2 separate regions of the Homo sapiens genome follow, and region 1 is linked to region 2. A link is a loop called in an ENCODE intact Hi-C map of the cell type or tissue named here. Cell type or tissue: mammary epithelial cell. All regions are shown on one strand. Links, peaks and the distances in the headings refer to the core of each region. The heading gives the core; the rest is flanking DNA.

Region 1 (2,919 bases), core at 213-2,712, 56 kb after region 2:
GGGCCTTTGGTGCTGTTGTTAGGGGTTATATTTTCTTTCCCAGTCATAATTCTCAGCTTGCAGTCTGCAGATTCCTAGGGGGTCTATGGATCAGCACTTAGAATATGTAAGAGTTTGCTATGGAACGTCTTAACTTTGTGGGTTTAAATATATATGTAAGCTATATTGGCATGTTCTATATCATTTAAATCATTACACCTCAAAGTGTGGTGCTCAGAATGGTGCTGATCCACAAACTATCAGTTTCCAGTTCACAAGGAGATAACCACAGAGGCTGAGAGTAACCGTTGAGAAACTTACAGCAATTTGACTTGGTACTGCCGTGTCATTCAAGTGTAGTATGTTTGAAATGCCAGTTTGTTGAAGTAGTATTACACACAACAGAATTCATACTTTTAAAACATAGCTACATGAGTTTTGAAGGATATATACAGTCATGTAAACACCCCACAATCAAGATAGAGAAAATTTCCATCTCCTGGAAAAGTTCTCTTATGTCCTACCAATCTGTTATCTGTCTCTATAGTTTCGCCTTGTCTAGAATGTCATGAGAATTGAATTCATATTGTAGATAATCTTTAGTGACTAATCTCTTTTTGTTAAACATAATTCTTTTGAGATTCATGTATTTTGTTCTGTATAGGAATAAGTTATTTTTATTACTAGGTCATATTCTGCTATCAGAAAAGGGTCCTGATCCACACCCCAAGAGAGTGTTCTTGGATCTCGTGTGAAAAAGAATTCCGGGCAAGTCCGCAGTGTAAAGTGAAAGCAAGTTTATTAAGAAAGTAAAGAAACAAAAGAATGGCTACTCCATAGACAGAGCAGTGGCATGGGCTGTTCCACTGCATAATACTTAGGGTTATCTCTTGATTATATGCTAAACAAGAGGTGGATTATTCATGAGTTTTCCAGGAAAGGGGCAGGCAATTCCCAGAAGTGAGGGTTCCTCCCCCTTTTAGAGTATATAGGGTAGTTTCCAGACATTACCATGGCATTTGTAAACTGTCATTGTGCTGGTGGGAATGTCTTTTAGCATGCTGATGCATTAAAATTAGCATATAACCAGCAATGAGGAGGACCACAGGCCACTTTTGTCGCCATCTTGGATTTGGTGGGTTTTGGCCTGCTTCTTTACCATATCCTGTTTTCTCAGCAGGGTTTTTGTGACCTGTATCTTGTGATACCACCCCTGCTGACCTCCTATCTCATCCTGTGACTCAGAATGCCTCACCTCCTGGGAATGCAGCCCAGCAGGTCTCATCCTTATTTTACCCAGCTCCTACTCAAGATGGAGTCACTCTGGTTCAGATGCCTTTGACAATTCTACTATATGGATATACCACAATTTCTCCATTCACTGGTTGATGGACATTTTGGGTGTTTTGGGGTTGAGCTATTCTGAATTAAGCTGCATTGGACTTCCAGTGCACATGTTTCCATATCTTAGGTAAATACTTAGGAATGGAATTGCTCTGTCATATGCTAAGTGTCTGTTTAATTCAGGGTTTCTCTGTTTCATGTTTTGGGTTGGATAATTCTTTGTGGTGGGAAACCATTCCGTCCATTATGGGATCTTTAGCAACATCTTTGGCCTCTACCCACTAGATGTCAGGATGCTCCCCACTCCCAGTTTTGATCACCAAAAATGTCTTCAGACCTTACCAAATGTCCCCTGGTGGTTAAGATGGCCCCCAGTTGAGAAATATTGGTTTATTGTAAAAAACTACCAAACTGTTTTTGAAACTACCAAAGTGGTTTTATCATTCCCACCCAATAATTTACGAGTTCTAGTTTCAATGTGTCATATCTTAATTTTTATTCATTTAAATATATTTTCTGATTTCCCTTGTGATGACTTCTTTGGCTCATGTGTTACTTAGAGAAGTATGTTGTTTAATTTCCCAATATTTGGGAGATTTTTCAGATATTTTTCTGTTGATTTCTGATTTATTTGCATTTGGACATAGAACTTTTTTTGTACAATTTCAATCCTTTTAAATATTTGAAATGTATTTTGTGTTCCAGAATATGGTCTGTGGTGGTGGATGACCCATGTACACTTGAAAAAAATGTCAATTATGTTGTTGTTGAGTGGAATGTCATGTGCATAATTTTATATGTGACCAAATTATCAGCCTGTGATGTGCTGGAAATGTTTAAAAAGTTCTTTGCTAATGACCAGTGCCTCTCCATCTGTCTGTAGCTTATAGCCTGTGTTCCCATTTGTCTTGATGATTGCCTTGATGCCAAGTGATAACCGCAGGTGCTGGTGTTTCACTTATAATGAAGCCTTTTCCCTCCTGGACTTTGCACACCTAATCCTGAAGCTCCATGAATGTTCTGGTTCAGCTAGAGCGAATGGGGATTTGTGAAACAATTATAAGGGTTTTCTGTTGTTGGTGGTGGTTTTTTTTTTTTTTTCTCACTCTGTGGACCAAGCTGGAGTGCCATGGCACAATTTCAGCTTACTGCAACCTCCACCTCCCAGGTTCAAGCAGTTTTCTTGCCTCAGCCTCCCGAGTAGCTGGGATTACAGGCACACGCCACCATGCCTGGCTAAATTTTGTACTTTTGGTAGAGACGGGGTTTCACTGTTGGCCAGGCTGGTCTTGAACTCCTGACCTCGTGATCTGCCAGCCTTGTCCTGCCAAAGTGCTGGGATTACAGGCGTGAGCCACCGCTCCTGGCCAAGTTTTTTATGTTTTAGGAAAACATTAAATGCAAGGTAGAAATGAGAACAAAATGTTTCTTGTGGCTCGTTGAGACGAGTCCTGCCTGTATCTCCAGAATCCACTCCTCAGCCTTCCCGTGCTGCATCCCGTCCCATTGCTACTGAAGAAACTCCTTCAGTCTGGAATTTCCTATCACTTTTCTCTACATTTTGAATCTGGATTAGTTATGTTTGTTTGTTTGCTT
Region 2 (2,919 bases), core at 321-2,820:
CTCCTTTGATGTAGCATTGAGTGTGGTGTCTCACTTTTCTCCTTTGTAAAATGGGCATACTTTGCTCATGAGATTGTTTTAAATAAGACATGAGATAATGAATGCAAATGCAGTTTGTAAATGTTAAGTGTTGTTTTGGAGGCTGACTGTACAAAACTTAATGAGGGCATACCTTGGTCAGCATTTTTTGCCTTCTCTTAGGCTTGCTTGATCCCTTAAATACTCTAATGGGAAATAGGAAACTTCTCACATGATGCAGTTCTTAACGTTGTCTTCATACTGTTAAGATTTAAAGTGGGGGGGACTGGGCTTGAAATCCTTTTTCCTGGGGGGCAGTGACTGTGGGGCTAAGAGTATAGCTCTCAGGCCGGGGGCCGCAGACTTTCTCTGTAAAGAGCCTGATAGTAAATACTTTAGGCTTCGTAGGCTTTATACTGTCTCTGTTGTATCTTTGTCTTTTTTTAGATCTTTTAACAAATGTAAAAAACATTTTTTTGCTCAAGACCATCCAAAACAAGCTACTGGACACATTTGACCTGCAGCTTCGGTTTGTCAACTCCTGCTCTAGAGTGCCCTGTCCTGCAGGGTGGCCATGAGCCGCACATGGCTGTGTACATCCAAATGAATTAGAATTCGGTACCACTGAGATTTCAGTTCCTTGGCTGGCCACATTCCAAGTGCCCACTAGCCACATGTGGCTGGTGCCTACTGAACTGGGCTGCACAGACACAGAACATTTCCCGCACTCAGGAAGTTCCGTCGGGCAGCCCTGCTCCAGAATTAGGTGGAATCCAACTTTGCCACTGCTAACCTTGGGGACTTAGACTAGTTATTCATTATTTCTGAACTTCTTTTCCCTGCAACTATAACGTGGAAATTATAGCATTACCTCTCTCAAGGATATGGCAAGGATTTAATGAATATAAAGTGCTTAGCACAGGGCCATTCACACTCAGTAAATGTTAGCTATTAATAGAGAAACAGATGCATTTCTGTTACTACTCATTTTAGTAAAGCTTAACTTTTTATATATTATATATTTTTATATTTGGAAAAGGGATTATCATCCTCACTACAGGACACCTGGGAAGTCAGAGATGAGGTTTTGGTTTTAGTCTCAGTAGTTGACCAGAGAAAGGGAAGTGTTTCCCTGAGCCCCAAACCCTGTTTCCACGCAGAACAGGTCTGTTCTTGTTATGACTTGTTTTTATTTTAGCCTTCTATTCAGGTGAGTTCTCACTCTGTGGTAATTTCATGAAAAATTTGTGGTAAATCTTTGTTCAGCTTAGTGGTGGGGTTAGAGATAAAAGTTATCTCACAGGGGAGAAGTCTCCACCGTCAGAACTTCTGAGTAAATGATTGCTTTCCCTTTGCTTGTGAGGAGGGATAGCCAGTGCTGTATTGATAAGCTTCTCTTTCAATACTAGTATATTTTGTTGCTGAACAACAGGACTTTTAAAATATATTGTTAATGAGCCAAATGTGATGCCAGGAGGTCAGCATGTTGAGGTGTGGACTTAAGCTTTGCATTGCTTTCCTTCATCCCCCGTGGTCAGCTGTCAGCCACGTTTCCATCATGGGAATGCATGCACAGGCCACAAGGAGTTAATCCTTCTGTCCTTCCAAGCAAAATGATCTACCTCTGTCTTCTGTGAAGAGAGATCATGGTTTTTAAAAGCTAATATGATAATGGCAGTATTATTAGCAATCTCAAATGAATCTTTGATCAGTTGAATTGTTTGATTTACCTACTCATTCATCAGATTTTTTGTGCCGTGAACATCACACAGAATCCTAGAAGGGCACCGTCACTGACAGAAATGAAGCTGGTTGGATATTGGCTGCTCATGTCCAGGGGTATTGATGATTCTTTCAAATAAATCTCAAAGTAAGGTATGCATAAAAAGATAACACTCAGCTGATATAACATTGCTTATACAGAGAAGGTTTTTCATTTGTTTGTCTTTCAGTTTCCACATCCAGGTGTTGTGCTGTTTCCCTGGACCTCCGGGTTCATCACACAGCCTCTGGTGCACCTACCTGGGTGCCAACGTTGTAGGAAGAAGCTGTCTGCACTGACAGGCTTGTGGAGGCGAGCTAAACTCCATAACCCCATGACTGTACATCCTGAAGCAGAGTTAGGGAGAACCAGTCTCCAATGACCACTGACAAAAACAGAATCAAAGTGATAATAGAACCAACCAGCACTACAATTCCTAACATATAGTGTGCACTCAGCAACCATGTGGCAGGTACCAAGGTCAAAAACATACCTCAATGATATGTTTTTATGTTTAATACCTACAACAGCCGTGTGTATTTGGCACTATCGTTGCTATTCCCATGTTACCCATTACAGAGTGGAGGCCTAGAGAAGATAATTTGCCTGAAGTCGCACGTTTCAGTCAGTGGCAGAGCCAGATTCAACCCTAGCTGGTCTGAGGGCAGATTCTGTGGTCTCCCCAACACGCATGGGTTCTCTTTTTGTCTCTGCACTCACTGACATCTGATGTAGGTACGTGGCTTTAATACTCAGGGCCTCCTCTGGAAAATGAATGGTTTGACCAGACTGCTCCAAAGACCTTTGGTCATTGACATACCGTGGTTTTTTTAGATCCTGCAGTCATCAGACCCCTCAGTGGCTTTACTTGCTTACGTCACCTGGTCTCCATGAGGACACATGCTCCATGTGTGTGGCATGTGGAAAGGCTCAGTAAGCATTGATGAGCAGACTGACTTCCATATTATCCTGTGTTGTAGGGGCATGGAAGCTGGACTCTGGGGCTTATTCTGGAGAATATTCTCTCCTTGAAGCAGTGTTCTTTGCTTGAAGATTATTTCTTTTGGATTTTACTCTTCATCAGAAAGTAGATGTTATGATCAGCTGTGTCCTTGGATAAATGTGTTTTCTCCTGTGCC

Evidence for each region. A loop is a pair of places that touch in the nucleus more often than their neighbours do. Peaks named below come from ENCODE experiments on the same cell type or tissue, not always from the same donor. Only the 100,000 strongest peaks of a DNase experiment are listed, where the experiment ranks them.
Region 1: it touches region 2 in a loop (5-fold over the local background); 2 of 110 quality-filtered maps call a loop at or near these places.

Annotation. Positions count from the first base shown.
Region 1 is chr6:5,540,969-5,543,887 of GRCh38, forward strand. All of the region lies in intron 4 of FARS2 (phenylalanyl-tRNA synthetase 2, mitochondrial), which reads left to right. Among named protein-coding and RNA genes, the nearest start is that of FARS2-AS1, 84 kb to the left of the region's middle. RefSeq lists an enhancer at 494-1,693. In mammary epithelial cell, for the core only: no CTCF peak of the experiment used is centred there; a DNase peak (open chromatin) is centred at 1,243; H3K27ac peaks cover 569 bases.
Region 2 is chr6:5,485,194-5,488,112 of GRCh38, forward strand. All of the region lies in intron 4 of FARS2 (phenylalanyl-tRNA synthetase 2, mitochondrial), which reads left to right. Among named protein-coding and RNA genes, the nearest start is that of FARS2-AS1, 29 kb to the left of the region's middle. RefSeq lists an enhancer at 1,393-1,452. In mammary epithelial cell, for the core only: no CTCF peak of the experiment used is centred there; no DNase peak of the experiment used is centred there.